Regions from separate parts of the Homo sapiens genome. Here regions 1 and 3 are each linked to region 2. A link is a contact called in ENCODE Hi-C or POLR2A ChIA-PET data. All regions are on one chromosome and are shown on one strand. Each heading gives the region's core, a stretch centred on a gene start or an enhancer-like site at or near the end of the contact. The rest is flanking DNA. Distances are from core to core; before and after follow the strand shown.

The links. A loop is a pair of places that touch in the nucleus more often than their neighbours do. ChIA-PET counts read pairs that join two places held with the same protein, here RNA polymerase II (POLR2A). Pooled maps may share reads with other maps.
Region 1: a pooled map shows a loop between it and region 2 (2.7-fold over the local background). The contact joins the enhancer-like site here to the promoter of CYFIP2 in region 2. A Hi-C loop is called at or near these places in 1 of 168 maps with a recorded cell type or tissue (MCF 10A) and 14 of 50 pooled maps. POLR2A ChIA-PET finds 5 or more read pairs at or near these places in 2 of 52 experiments (B cell and OCI-LY7).
Region 3: a loop to region 2 is called in a pooled map, with 2.8 times the contacts of the local background. The contact joins the enhancer-like site here to the promoter of CYFIP2 in region 2. A Hi-C loop is called at or near these places in 1 of 168 maps with a recorded cell type or tissue (naive thymus-derived CD4-positive, alpha-beta T cell), 4 of 37 single-sample maps with no recorded cell type and 11 of 50 pooled maps. POLR2A ChIA-PET finds 5 or more read pairs at or near these places in 3 of 52 experiments (B cell, T-cell and activated CD4-positive, alpha-beta memory T cell).

What each region holds. Positions count from the first base shown.
Region 1 is chr5:157,717,194-157,721,346 of GRCh38, reverse strand. No RefSeq gene overlaps it. Among named protein-coding and RNA genes, the nearest start is that of THG1L, 12 kb to the left of the region's middle. Within about 2 kb of position 2,671, at least 3 of the 41 ENCODE cell types and tissues checked have a DNase peak (open chromatin) inside an H3K27ac peak, as active enhancers do; they include B cell, where a contact is called at or near this core.
Region 2 is chr5:157,263,116-157,267,372 of GRCh38, reverse strand. CYFIP2 (cytoplasmic FMR1 interacting protein 2) reads right to left here and starts at 1,250. Exons shown (of 31, transcript NM_001037333.3): 1 at 1,178-1,250. RefSeq lists an enhancer at 34-143 and a silencer at 824-1,343.
Region 3 is chr5:157,539,925-157,544,355 of GRCh38, reverse strand. All of the region lies in intron 3 of ADAM19 (ADAM metallopeptidase domain 19), which reads left to right. Among named protein-coding and RNA genes, the nearest start is that of ADAM19, 34 kb to the left of the region's middle. RefSeq lists enhancers at 2,480-2,589, 2,750-2,809, 3,220-3,319, 3,460-3,579. Within about 2 kb of position 2,500, at least 25 of the 41 ENCODE cell types and tissues checked have a DNase peak (open chromatin) inside an H3K27ac peak, as active enhancers do; they include B cell, where a contact is called at or near this core.

The DNA of each region.
Region 1 (4,153 bases), core at 1,422-3,921, 450 kb before region 2:
GCCTGGCAGGTGGATCTCAGACTGCTGCGCTAGCAGTGAGCAAGGCTCCATGGGGGTGGGACCCACTGAGCCAGGCACGGGAGAGAATCTCCTGGTCTGCCAGCTGCTAAGACCATGGGAAGAGCCCAGTATTTGGGCGGGAGTGTCCTGTTTTTCCAGGTACAGTCTATCATGACTTCCCTTGGCTAGGAAAGGGAAATCCCCTGACCCCTTCTGCTTCCCATGTGAGGTGACGCCCCACCCTGCTTCGGCTCTCCCTCTGTAGGCTGCACCCACTGTCCAACCAGTCCCAAAGAGATGAACCAGGTACCTTAGTGGGAAATCACTCGTCTTCTGCGTCAATCACACTGGGAGCTGCAGACCAGAGCTGTTCCTATTCAGCCATCTTGGAACAGACCTCCCATGGTAGCATCTTTAAACTGAAATATTGGACAGAGAGTTTCCATTGCTGTAGTATTTTGCTTAATTATTATCTTTATAGCAGGGATAATAGTTGACAAAAAGGAAGCATGAAAGTTTTACCATCACTGAGTCTGCTAGGCCTTTTTTGGGGTTTAGTAATGCAGTTTTAAATGAAACATGCTGCTTTTGGATTAACACCGCTAGTAAAGTAGAGGAAAATCTACAGGTACTTAAAAATCAAATCAGCTGGGCATGGCAGCTCATGCCTGTAATCCCAGCACTTTGGGAGGCTGAGGCAGGCAGATGACCTGAGGTCAGGAGTTCGAGACCAGCCTGGCCAACATGGTGAATTCCTGTTTCTACTAAAAGTACAAAAAATTAGCCGGGCATGGTGGCACGCACCTGTAATCCCAGCTACTCAGGAGGCTGAGGCAGGAGAATTGTTTGAACTCGGGAGGCGTAGATTGCAGTGAGCCGAGATCACACCATTGCACTCCAGCCTGGGCAACAACAGCAAAACTCCATCTCAGAAAAAAAAAAAATCAAATCATAATTATTGACAGGCTCAGGAAAAATGACAGCTTCAGCTCTGAGTGGCTACAATCCCTTTTTAATAAATTCCAGTCTTCTTTATGGAATTGGTTAACCCCTTTTTTAAGCACTCTCTTGCTTATATGTCTTGTATTGATATTTGGAGCCTATATACTCAATACTATAACTCAAATTGTTTCTTCTCACCTAGAAGCAATCAAACTCCAAACGGTGCTGTAAACTGAAACACACATGGAGATGCCATTCTTCTGAGGACCCTTAGATCCACCCCAGGAGGAGCCCTAGCTGCTGTTCCCCCATGTGACTCCCCTTTTCAGCAGAAAGTAGCCAGAAAGAACCATAACCCAAAACCCTCTAACAGCAGTTAGTGTGGCATCTCCATAGCGGGGAATGTTGTAGGAAGAGAGGTCCTTGGGAAGTTTTCTTTTTTTCTTTTTTTTTTGAGACAGAGTCTCACTCTGTTGCCCAGGCTGGAGTGCAGTGGCGCAATCTCGGCTCACTGCAAGCTCCGCCTCTCAGGTTCACCCCATTCTCCTGGCCCAGCCTCCTGAGTAGCTGGGACTACGGGTGCCCACCACCACACCCGGCTAATTTTTTTTTTTTTTTTTTGTATTTTTAGTAAAGACGGGGTTTCACTGTGTTAGCCAGGATGGTCTCTATCTCCTGACCTCGTGATCCTCCCGCCTCGGCTTCCCAAAGTGCTGGGATTACAGGCGTGAGCCACCGTGCCTGGCCAAGGGAAGCTTTTGTTTTTTAAAGCATCTCTGGAAAAGTTTCTCTTAAATCCCTGGCTCTTAGCAGCAGCCCACCAACCTTTGATATGCAAATACTGACCATTAGAAAGTGGGCCCACCCAAACATGGAGATTCCTGTGGCCTTCCTGCCCTTTCCCCACATGTTCCTGGCAACATGGCCACCTCCAAATATCCCCAGGAGTGTAGAACATCATGGCGCCCTACATTTGCATATTAAAAGGCTAGGGTGGGAGGGTCAGCTTTTTTACAGGCTACGTGAATGTCATGCCTAGTCAAACCAATCCCTTGAGCCCTGTGCAAATCAAACACCACCTCCAGCCTCTGCATATATACCTGGCTGGTGTCCCTGCCAGGTGGGGACCTCCTCTTTCAGCTTTGGAGCCCCCATCCCTGTGTCTCTGTATGGGGGAGCTTCTTTCTTCTGTCTTCTCCCTTCCTTCTTACCTATTAAACTCTCCGCTCCTTAAAAGCAAAAAAAAAAAAAAGAAAGAAAGAAAAAACAGGGTTTCCCCATGTTAACCAGGCCGGTCTCCAACTTGTGGGCTCAAGCTATCCGCATGCCAAAGCGCTGGGATTACAGGTGTGAGCCACTATGCCCGGCCCTGAATTCATGATTTTTAAAAATGTATTTTCCAGGCCCAGTGCGGCGGCTCATGCCTGTAACCTCAGCACTTTGGGAGGCCAAGGCGGGCAGATTGCTTGAGGCCAGGAAATTGAGACCATCCTGGCCAATGTGGTGAAACTCTGAGCTAAAAATACAAAAATTAGCCTGGCATAGTGGGGCATGCTTGTAAATCCCAGCTGCTCGGGAGACTGAGGCATGAGAATCGGTTGAACCAGGGAGGAGGAGCTTGCAGTGAGTTGAGATCTCACCACTGCACTCCAGCCTGGGCGACAGATCCAGATAATGTCTCAAAAAAATAAAGTGTATTTCCCAGCTCTGTCCATTGGGTGGAGATAAAATGACACTCCAGAAGCAGTAAGCATCCAGATCTTAACTTCAAATTACCATTCCCCATGAAAATGAAAATAAACTCCTTGAAGAAATGGCTGGCTCCACATTGTGGCAGAGGAAATTCTAGGCGAGCCTGGGACACTGTGTTGTCCCAGAAAGGAAGGAAATGCTCAGACTAATGAGTGTATCTCAAAAAAGATGAGCCAGCTTAAAGGGGTTCCCACTGGCCAAATATGCGATAATTTGGGCATTGATAAAAATAATAACTATAATTGATTGCAATTGTATTGCAATTGTATTGATAGTGCCTGTAATCTTAGCTACTTGGGAGGCTGAGGCAGGATAATCGTTTGAACCCAGGAGGCAGAGGTTGCAGTGAGCCAAGATAGCACCATTGCACTCCAGCCTGGGTGACAAGAGCAAAACTCCATCTTAAAAAAACAAAACAAAACAAAAACACACACGCCAAAAGAACATAATCAGACATATTCAGGATGCAGGGTATTATGTAAGATCACTGACTTGGCTTCTTCAAAAGTAAATTTTATCAAGAAGAACAATATCTTTGAACATGTGTCCTAGGAGAAAAAAGGAAAATGAAAAAGGAGGAGAAACAGGGAAGAAAGAAAAGGTAAGTGGAGGGCTGGGCATGGTGGCTCACGCCTGTAATCCTAGCACTTCGGGAGGCCAAGGCGGGTGGATCACTTGAGGCCAGGAGTTGGAAACAAGCCTGGCCTTGATGGGGAAACCCTGTCTCCACTGAAAATATAAAAATTAGCCAGCTTGGTGGCTCATATCTGTAATCCCAGCTATTCAGGAGGCTGAGGGAGGAGAATTGCTTGAACCTGGGAGGCAGAGTTTGCAGCAAGCCAAGATTGTGCCACTGCACTCCAGCCTGGCCAACAGAGCAACACTGTCTCAAAAAAAAAAAAAAAAAAAAAAAAATAGAAAAGGTAAGTGGGGACTGTTCCAGAATAAGAGATTTAAGAGACATAACAACCAAATACAATGCAAAACTCTTGACTGGATACTGGCCTAAAAACCATTAAAAACAGCTCTAAATTCACTGGGGAAATCTGCAATTACAAACAACCCTAGGTTTTAGTGGTTTGTAAAACAAAAGTTTATTTCCTGTTCAAGTCACTTGTACTGCCAGTTGACTATGGTTATATTCCTGATAGCTGTTTTGATCCCTGTGTCTTACCCCAAAACCCAGGAAATGATTAGAAAAGCTTCTACACCGCACAATGTGCATCTTGCTGCTCACAATATGTTTGCTGAAGCAATATGGCCAAGCGCTAAGATTATAGGGGAAGAGTGTGTCATCTTCCCATAGAGAAGAGGAAAGTGAATACTTTTGAGTAATAATATAATCTATTGCCACTCTTTATTAGTGGATACTAGGGAATTTTAAATTTTACAGGTATGATAATGTAGTGTGTAAAAGACTAATCTTAGGAGACACACTAAGAAGTATTTAGGGATGAGA
Region 2 (4,257 bases), core at 1-2,500:
CCTAACTGGGACACAGACAGGAGGCAGGAAATGGGAACACAGGAACCGACAGTCTCCTGATTTGCCCCTCCTGCCAGCAGGCCTGCCTCCGTCTCCCTGCCCATGCTGAGGGCACAGGCACCCAGGAACTAGCAGAAAAAGATCCTTGTCCCATTCTTGGCCTAGCTGGAAGGACAGCTGATGGCTCATCAGCCCTGGTGAGTGTTTCCACTGTGCTGGGGAAAGTAGGCAAGCAAAGGTCAAAATCAGATTCCCTGTGCTGGGGAGGCACCTGGGCTGTCAGTGTCCTTTCCAGCCGGGTTCTGGATATAGAGGGCCATACTTATGTGGAACATGCTACCTGCCCCCATCCCCAAGCAGAGAGCACCTCCTCCTCTTCTTTTGCACATAGGTGGGCTGTTCTTTGGGGTGAGGGGTAGGGCTGACCTGAAAAGTAGACGCCACAACAGACAGGCAAGCATCTTCCTGGTTCTTCAGAGCTCAAGAAAAAAACCACCTTTTCCCCCAGGAGTCAGCCCACTCATCCCCTTCCCCCACTTCCACCGTGCCCGCAGCCAGCTTGGTGAGCGATGCTAGTGTAGGCCAGAAAGCTTCCAAGCGGGTCAGACCTGCTCCTCTCTCATCAAAGCCCTCCGCCCCCAAACATCGACGCTGCGCCCCTCGCCCCACCCATCACACGTTCTGTGTGCCCGAGGCGGCTGCCAGGCGGGCCCAGGCGGCTCTCGCTGGCCCTGGGGGAGGTGACGGTGGTCACGGCGGCAGAGGCAGGGGCCAGCGCTCTGCAGTACCTGGACTCGAGGATGTCGCCGCTGCCGGGCTCGCGGCCGCTGCAGGTGTCTCCGGTCCCTGAGATTAGCACCGCCTCCTCCCGGGCTGGCGGCTCCGGCCCAGGCCGCGCACCTGCTGCTGCGGCTCCCCCGCCGCCGCGCCGGAGCTCCGCGATGTGCCCGCGCCTCCCGGGCAGAGGGTCCGTGCCGCGGGACGCACGGTGGGTCCGAGGGGGAAAGGGGCCGCGTGGGGCCTGAGGCCGGGCCTCGGGCTAGCCCGGGCACAGCGCCGAGCGCCCCCCGCGGGCCGGGAGAGGGGGCGGCCCTTCGCGCATCCTCACGGCCTCATCCCCGTCCCCGGCGGCATCCTAGTCCCCGTGCCCGGCCCGAGGCCTGCGAGGGCCGCTTACCTGGCTCTGCGGCGGGTCCAGGGGAGGGGCCTGAGGCTACCGCAGGGCCCCGCGCCGGGGCGCAGGATGCTCTGCCCCGCTCCGCTGCGCCGCGCTCGGCCCCGCCCCGGCCCCGCTGCTCCGCCCGCCGCGGCTCCGCCCCCACCCAGCGCCCGCCCCTTCGCCGCAGCGGCTGTCACACAAAGGGCAGGAAATGGCTGCGGCGAGGGTCTCTCCACGCTCTCCGCTGTACCGCCGGCGCACCCAGGACCTGCCTCTCGGTTTCGGAGGACCGCTCAGCCCCCAGGCTTCCTGCCCTGGGGGCGGGAAAGGGAGGGAAGGCTTCTTCCACGGCCTCCATCACCGGGAACCACACCTGCAGCAACCCGAGGACGAGAGCTTCGGCCGCGTTCGGATCTTATTGGCCCCACATGATTTCCAAGTGCTCTTTTATCAACCCAGTCTTTATTGATTACCTATCCTGTTCCAAGTACCGTGCCAGGACTTGGGTGTGCACTGGTGTACAAAAGACAGGGTCCTGCCCCCTTGGAGTTTTATCACCTGCCAGGAGAAACAGGTGTAAATTAACCTAGCAAACGTCCAGTTACAGCCCAAAGTGCTCTGAGGAGAAGGAGCAGGGTGAAGTGACAGAAGATGCAACTGGGGCTAGGGGAAGGGGCCTTCCACCAATTGAGCTTGGTCGCTGATAGGGCTCCTTCGCTTAAGAATAAGTTCTTCCGCTCCCTTCCAGTTCCCTGGAGAAGAGTCCCTGAAGCTGCCACCTCTTTTACAGGGGCCTGCCTCAACTTCATTCTGGAAGAATTGCCTAACGGACAAATAGGTGGCAGGAAGCACTGAGAGGACAGGTACCTTTCTCTTCAAGGCTTATCTGCCGTGTCGGGCTCTTTAAAGAAGCAATTATCTGCCCAGCGGTGGCTCACACCTGTAATACCAAAACTTTGGGAGGCCGAGGAGAGAGGATTGCTTGAGCTCAGGAATTGGAGACCATCCTGGGCAACTCAACGAAACTTCATCTCTACTAAAAATTAAAAAAAAAAAAAAATAGATGGGTGTGGTGGCATCCACCTTTTGTCCCAGCTACTCAGGAGGCTGAGGTGGGAGGATTGCTTGAGCCTGGGAGATTGAGGCTACAGTGAGCTATGATCCTGCCGCCGCACTCCAGACTGGGTGACAGAGTGAGACTCTGTCTCAAAAAAAAAAAAAAAAGAATGAAAGAGAGAGACGGGGGGAGAGAGAGAGAGAGAAAGGAAGAAAGAAAAAGAAAGAGAGAGAAAGAAGAGAAGGAAAGAAAGAAGAGAAAGAAAGAGAGAAAAGAAAAAGAGAAAGAAACAATTCTCATTGAAATCCAGCCTGGTAGGCCTTCAGACCAGGCTGAAGTCAGGCTGCACCAAATTCTAACCTTGAGACACCTGAGCAGGTCACTTCACCACTCTGCTCCACAGAGGTCACCGTATCTGCAACACAGGGAATAACAGTTGCCCTTTATACCTTACAGGGTAAATAATTTGAAAACATTTGAGACATTGTGGAGTGTATGTAGATATAAGGAGTGGTTTCCTAAGGCCCACAAATTTATACTTAATCACTCAGCTGTTCCTAATAAGGGCAATTTGTGGAGGAGCCCCGTTATTCAAGCTCCAGCAAAGGACTTGTGGAAGCCTTTGCTTTCCTTTACTGATCTCACCTTATTTCCCACGTGCTCAGAATCCATAATTCCTTGTGGTTTGATCTTAAATCGCTAATTCCAATTCAAATTGCTATTTCGGAAAAAAATGACTTATATATATATATATATACACACACATACATTTCTTCCCTGGTTCAGTGTGAAAAGCTGTGGGGGTGTTTGTGGAGGATGGGTTTAAAAACAGAACTGAGGTTTCCTTTTTAAAAAATGTTTCATTTTCCACCGTGATCCTTGGGATTTCAAGTTCAGTGATTACAAATACTTAACAATGAGAATCCCAATAAATCAGATTTTCATTCTAAGGGGCATATTATTGCAGATGGTATAGTTTTTTGGAAGACGTATTTCTCCCTGTTGTTCCTTCCCTGTCTTTTCACCTTCAGGAACAAGTTGCCTAAAAACAGAAAAGACTATTACATATATATTTGGTTAGATCTTAGGCAAAAATAACTCCGACCTCTGAGTTCTATTTGTGTATAAAGGAGAGCAGTATGGTCTTTTGAAGCCACTGTGTTGGAAATCCAGAGGCTTGCCTTTTGGTTCTAGTTTTGCAACTAACAGAAGAATGATCTTAGGCAAGGAGCCTCACCCCTGTTTCCTCACCTGTTAAGTGAAGTAAGTTGGATGCTCTCCAACTTCCCTCTGAATGTGGAAAATTACATGAGTTAAAGGGCACGTCCCTCCCAGGCTTAAGGCACTTCCCTAGCTCCCCACTGCCCCCCGATGAAGCCCAAACTCTCCAGTGGCCGGAGAGGGTCTTTAAGAGCTGGCAGCTATCTCTCCATGTGAACAAGCTTGCTGTGCTTCAGCTAAAAGGAACAGCTTTTAGTTCCTCAAACTTGCTGTGTTCTCTGTTGTGCTCGACATTCGTACATGCAAGGCTTCTTCAATGGCAGTTTCTGTCCCCCCATTCCCTCCCTCCACATTCCACACTTTTTCCCAGTTTACCTGATGAAGTTCTGTTCATCTTCCTGGTATTCCTCTAGATGTCGCTTCCTCCAAGATTCCTACATGTCTGGGTTAGCTTGAGATTAGTTGTCTATGTGTCCTTAGCTGCCTGGGCTCCCTCTATCACCCCACGTATTAGTCTGCATTATAATTGTCAACACACTTCCCTGTATTCCACCATGAGACCATAAAATCTAAGGGAGCAGGGATATGTCTGTCTTGCTTTCCCATTGCATCCTTGGAGCCTGGTACTTAACAGGAGTTCAGTAAAAATGGATGGAATGAACACCCATAGGTGACATTTTTAAACTTTGCCACTGAAATGTATAGCTGTCTGTCTACTGCCTTCAGATTTCCTTCACATCCAACCCCAAGCTGTGCATCAGCAATGAAATGGTAGAGGATATCAATAAGAATTGCTTTGGTACTTGCAAAGCTGTGGCCC
Region 3 (4,431 bases), core at 1,251-3,750, 280 kb before region 2:
TGTTGACTTAACGCATTGTTTGGAAACTTCCTTAATAGGAAGTTAAAGAAAACATACTGAGTAGCATTGGCCTTTTGCCAGGCTTCTGGATGGCGCCATTTTTGCCTTCGGAGTGTTGCTTCCAAAGCTGGTCCTCTGGCAACGATGGTGCTTATTCAAGGGAGTCCCTGGGATAGGAGGAGGTCCCAATTTTTTACTCTAGGAGCAACCTCCAAAGTTCCCCCTTCCTTCGCCTTTCTGTTCCCTCATAAAGGAATGTGTCTGCTTGCAGCCCCCTGGACTCATCAGTCCCTTATTTGGCTTTAGGGCCATGCCTTTGGCACGTTGGTTTGTTTCCATTCCTTTGGAGTCAGAGGTGGAATGAGTACTGATGTAGAAATCTTGGTTCTGAAGCAGCTCTGGCTGTCTCTTCCCTGCTTTTCTTTCAGCATCTTAGAAAACAAAACAATACTCACTGAATTTATTTTGTCCCAAATCTAGACTAGTGCAGGCCATGACATTAGAATAGCACTCTGCTTTTCAGAGACACTTTCCAGTACCTGTCTGTCCTGGGCATTGCCATTTCTGCTTGATAGAAAGGGAAACTGAGGCTGAGTAGTTTGTGACTTGCACCGTATCACCTAGCCAGTTAAAAAATATTGTCAAAATTTACAAACCCAGAAGGAGAGAGACTAGTATTATAAACCTCAGATGCCCATTACCTAGATTTAACAATGATCAAGATTTTGCCACGTGTATATATAGCTAGTGCTGGAGAAAATGATAGCAATATTTGTAAAGCACAAATACTTTCTACTTTACAAATAATTCTTTCACATTTGTTCATATGATCTTCCTATATGCCAGGCACTATTCTAACATCTTACAGGGGCACTGTGAAGTAGATTTTGTCATTCTCCTCATTTTATGATGAGAAACCATAGGCACGGAGAAGTTACTGACCAGTCTGAATTCACACGACTTATAAGAGCTAGGATTTGAATGTATTTTCTCATTTGATCCTCAGCATCGCTGTGATACTGATGGTGATTATTAGTCTGTTCATTTTGCAGTCTAGAAAATGGAGGGGGTTTATGTGGCTCACGTGAAAACAATTTTTATACAAATACATAGTGAGCACTTCTCGAAGTTTTATTTATCTAATTAATGGGCTAACCAGCAAGATGATAAAACTGGTTTAAAATTGGATAAGGGAAACTAAGACGTATTTGTGTGGCGGTGTGTGTGTATTTAATAGTGAAAAAAGGAATGCTGAGATAAGATTGCTAAATTAGACACAAAACTAGTTAATATCCTAGGGGCTGTAAAATCATAACCTTTGGGGTTATCTTTTCTACTAGATGGAAATATTTGCATTTCTGTTGTATCTTATTAAGTTTTTACAAGTTAACATCTGATTTTACAGAGTGGAACAAGGGCTGTCCTAATTAATTGTAAATAGTACATCTTTCAAAGCCACACTCTTCCCATAAAGTCCAGAGAACCGTAGACAGGCCTCTGAGAGTCTAAGGCTTGGCTGTGCTCCCTTAGTGTTTTTTAATTTAATGTTTTGAGACAGAATCTGGCTCTGTCACTCAGGCTGGAGTGCAGTGGTGCAATGTCAGCTTACTGCAGCTTCCGCCTCCCGAGTTCAAGCGATTCTCCTGCCTCAGCCTCCTGAGTAGCTGGGATTACAGGTGCGCGCCACCACACCTGGCTATTTTTTTTTGTAGAGACGGGCTTTCGCCCTGTTGTCCAGGCTGGTCTGGAACTCCTGGCCTCGTGTGATCCACCTGCCTCGGCCTCCCAAAGTCCTGGGATTAGAGGCGTGAGCCATTGCACCCAGCCCTGGCTGTACGCTTGTGTGACATTGAGAGGAACCATAGTCATCTTTTGCTTCATTTCCAGGCTTTGGAAGGGCAGTTGCCTAGTGCAGCTGCTGCTTAAACCAAAGCATTCCGACTTTCCCTCTATGCTGGGTTAGCACCATCTTTAGACTTTTGGAAGGTGATTAGGAGGCTAGAAATAAAAAAAAGAATTAAAAATGTTAAAATTGCTCAAATGGAGTAGAATAATTCCCAGAACCCGAAAACATAAATCACCTGAAAAAAAAAAAACTATTAAAAATACAGATTTCTTAATCCTTCCCTAGAAAAGGGAGGGGATTGTGTATTTTTGAACAGTCTTTCCAGGTGTTGTGCAGTTGTTGGGCTAAGTCGCATGGTGAGAACATTATTACTAACATAGGCAGGATGAAGACCCTCCAGGTGAAATAAGAGAGACCAGAAAAGTGGACCTCCCAAGGCATCATCAGGGTATAAATGCCTGGAGACTCTTGGAAGAATTAGATAGAGAAAGGCCCAGAGAAAGGAGGTGTCAGCAAAACTTGCTACTGAGATGAGCAGAGTGATGCTCGCCTATGCTGAGCTCGTCTGCAGAGGGTGTTTTTCAAGGTAAATGGGAAATTGTTATCACTTTATCTTCACTGGTTTGCTTATCTGAAGCAGGAGGAAGAAGGTTTGAGCTCCCAGAAGATGTTTTGCAAATTCATTTTAGTGTCACTGCTCCTTCCTCTCTAGAGGGTGGTTTAGCCTAGAGAGGCATTTGAAATTTGTCTGACGATAAATAGAACTTAAAGGAATTGTCCTGAGTTTGAAGCTTCTGAGCCTTAGGAAAGACGGGTCTGAGCTGTTTTCAGGCTGCAGTGTACTTTCAGGGCCTGGCTGCTTGTACAGGTTCCAGTTCTTCTTCCCTAGAGAGTGACCTAATGTTTTATGTCCGGTATTTGGGGGTAGCTTATTTTCCTAGGTGGGAGTCTGAAGATGCAGGTTTTGCTCAGGGACTTTGGAATCTAAATGACCCAGATTTTGCTCAACTCTAGTGCTGGCTATTATTATGATGGTGCCGAGACATGGCAGAGTGTCCTACTGATTTCTGCCTGTCCGTGGGCTCCTGAGCACAGAGCAGACAGAGCAGGGGGCAGCAGGGTAGAACAGAAATTGCTTTTCTTTTAAAGCTAGAAAAAAGGAGTGGGCGGAATGGGAAATCTTGCACAGTCCTTTCTCTTCCTGGATGCACATCACTCACAAGTCGTTTCCTGAAAATCCTAATGCAATCCAATGGTGAGAGACGGCTTCCTGCCGGTCTGCTGAGCCAGCCCCTCGTCAGGGAGGAGATGAGAACAAGATGTGGTCAGAGAATGGGGCAGCTGGGCTGGGCCGGGCTGCTCAGTGACCATGTGCCCTCCTCTCTGTGGGACAGCAGCGTCCTTTGGTTCTGAGAGCAGCACCTGGACACATGGGCGTATGTGGACCTAGCTTGGGGGAGCTGCAGAGTTGTTCAAACAGATGGCTGGCCCTAACCCTAGAGTTTCTGTCTGATTCATGAGTCTGGGTGGAGCCTGGCAATTTGCATTTTTAACTAGTTTCTAGATGATGCTGATATTGCTGCTTCAGAAAGGGTGATTAGGTGGAAAATGAAAGCGGATTGTTTTATGTAGATTCAGAGGCCAGAATGAAGGCCTGTGGGTGCCAGTGACAGAGGTGTAGTTTTTAATCCGGAGTAAAACATTAAACTACTGTATGTGGTCAGAAATGGAGTGGGTAGTCTCAGGAGTAGCCTCTCCCTGGAGGTGTCCAGTGGTGAATAGCCATTTGGCAGATTCCTACACGAGATAAAAGGTTCATTCATTCGTTTGCGAGTTTATTCACTCATTCACAGAATGCACATGTACTGCCTGCTTGCTAGGTGCTGGGGGCCGGGGAGAAGACTTCAAAGACACAAGGTCCCTGTTTTTGGGGAGCTCACAGTGTAATTGGGGTTTGACTACATGATTTCTAGGGTTCCTTTCAGTGCTGAGGGTCAGAGAGGCCTGTGATGATGGGGTAATGTCACTGGGTGAATGATTTCTCCCCCCTTGCTAAGTCTCAGAAGAGGCTGAGAATATTTTTACCAGGAGTGCATTTTCTGTGGGAAAATTCACACTTCCCCACTGGCACCTGGAATGAACTATTAAACTCTGAACTCCTGACCAGCTGTACATGGCGCAGTCTGTGAAAGCAAACCCAGGAAATGGGCTGCAGGAATGAGCACATTGCGTTTTACCACCTCTCTTAAGTGATGTACTGGAGAGTTCATGGCTGGGGAAAGTTAGAGAGAGAAACTTTCTGGGTTCTTCTGTCATAATCCCTGTTGAAAGCAATAATGATTATCACTAACTTTTACCCAGCTCCACTTTGTGCCAGGCATGGCATTAAGTCTGCTACATTTATTATGTTGTTTGATCCTCATCACAGCCCTATCAAATGAGTATATCATCCTCTTTTTTGTGTAAGAGGAAACAAAGGTTCAGAGACATACATGTACTTGTTCACGGCCGTAGAGGCAGTGAATGTCAGAGCTGGAATCAAAACTTCAGTTTTCCAGTCTCCAGACCATGCTCTAAGCTGCTAG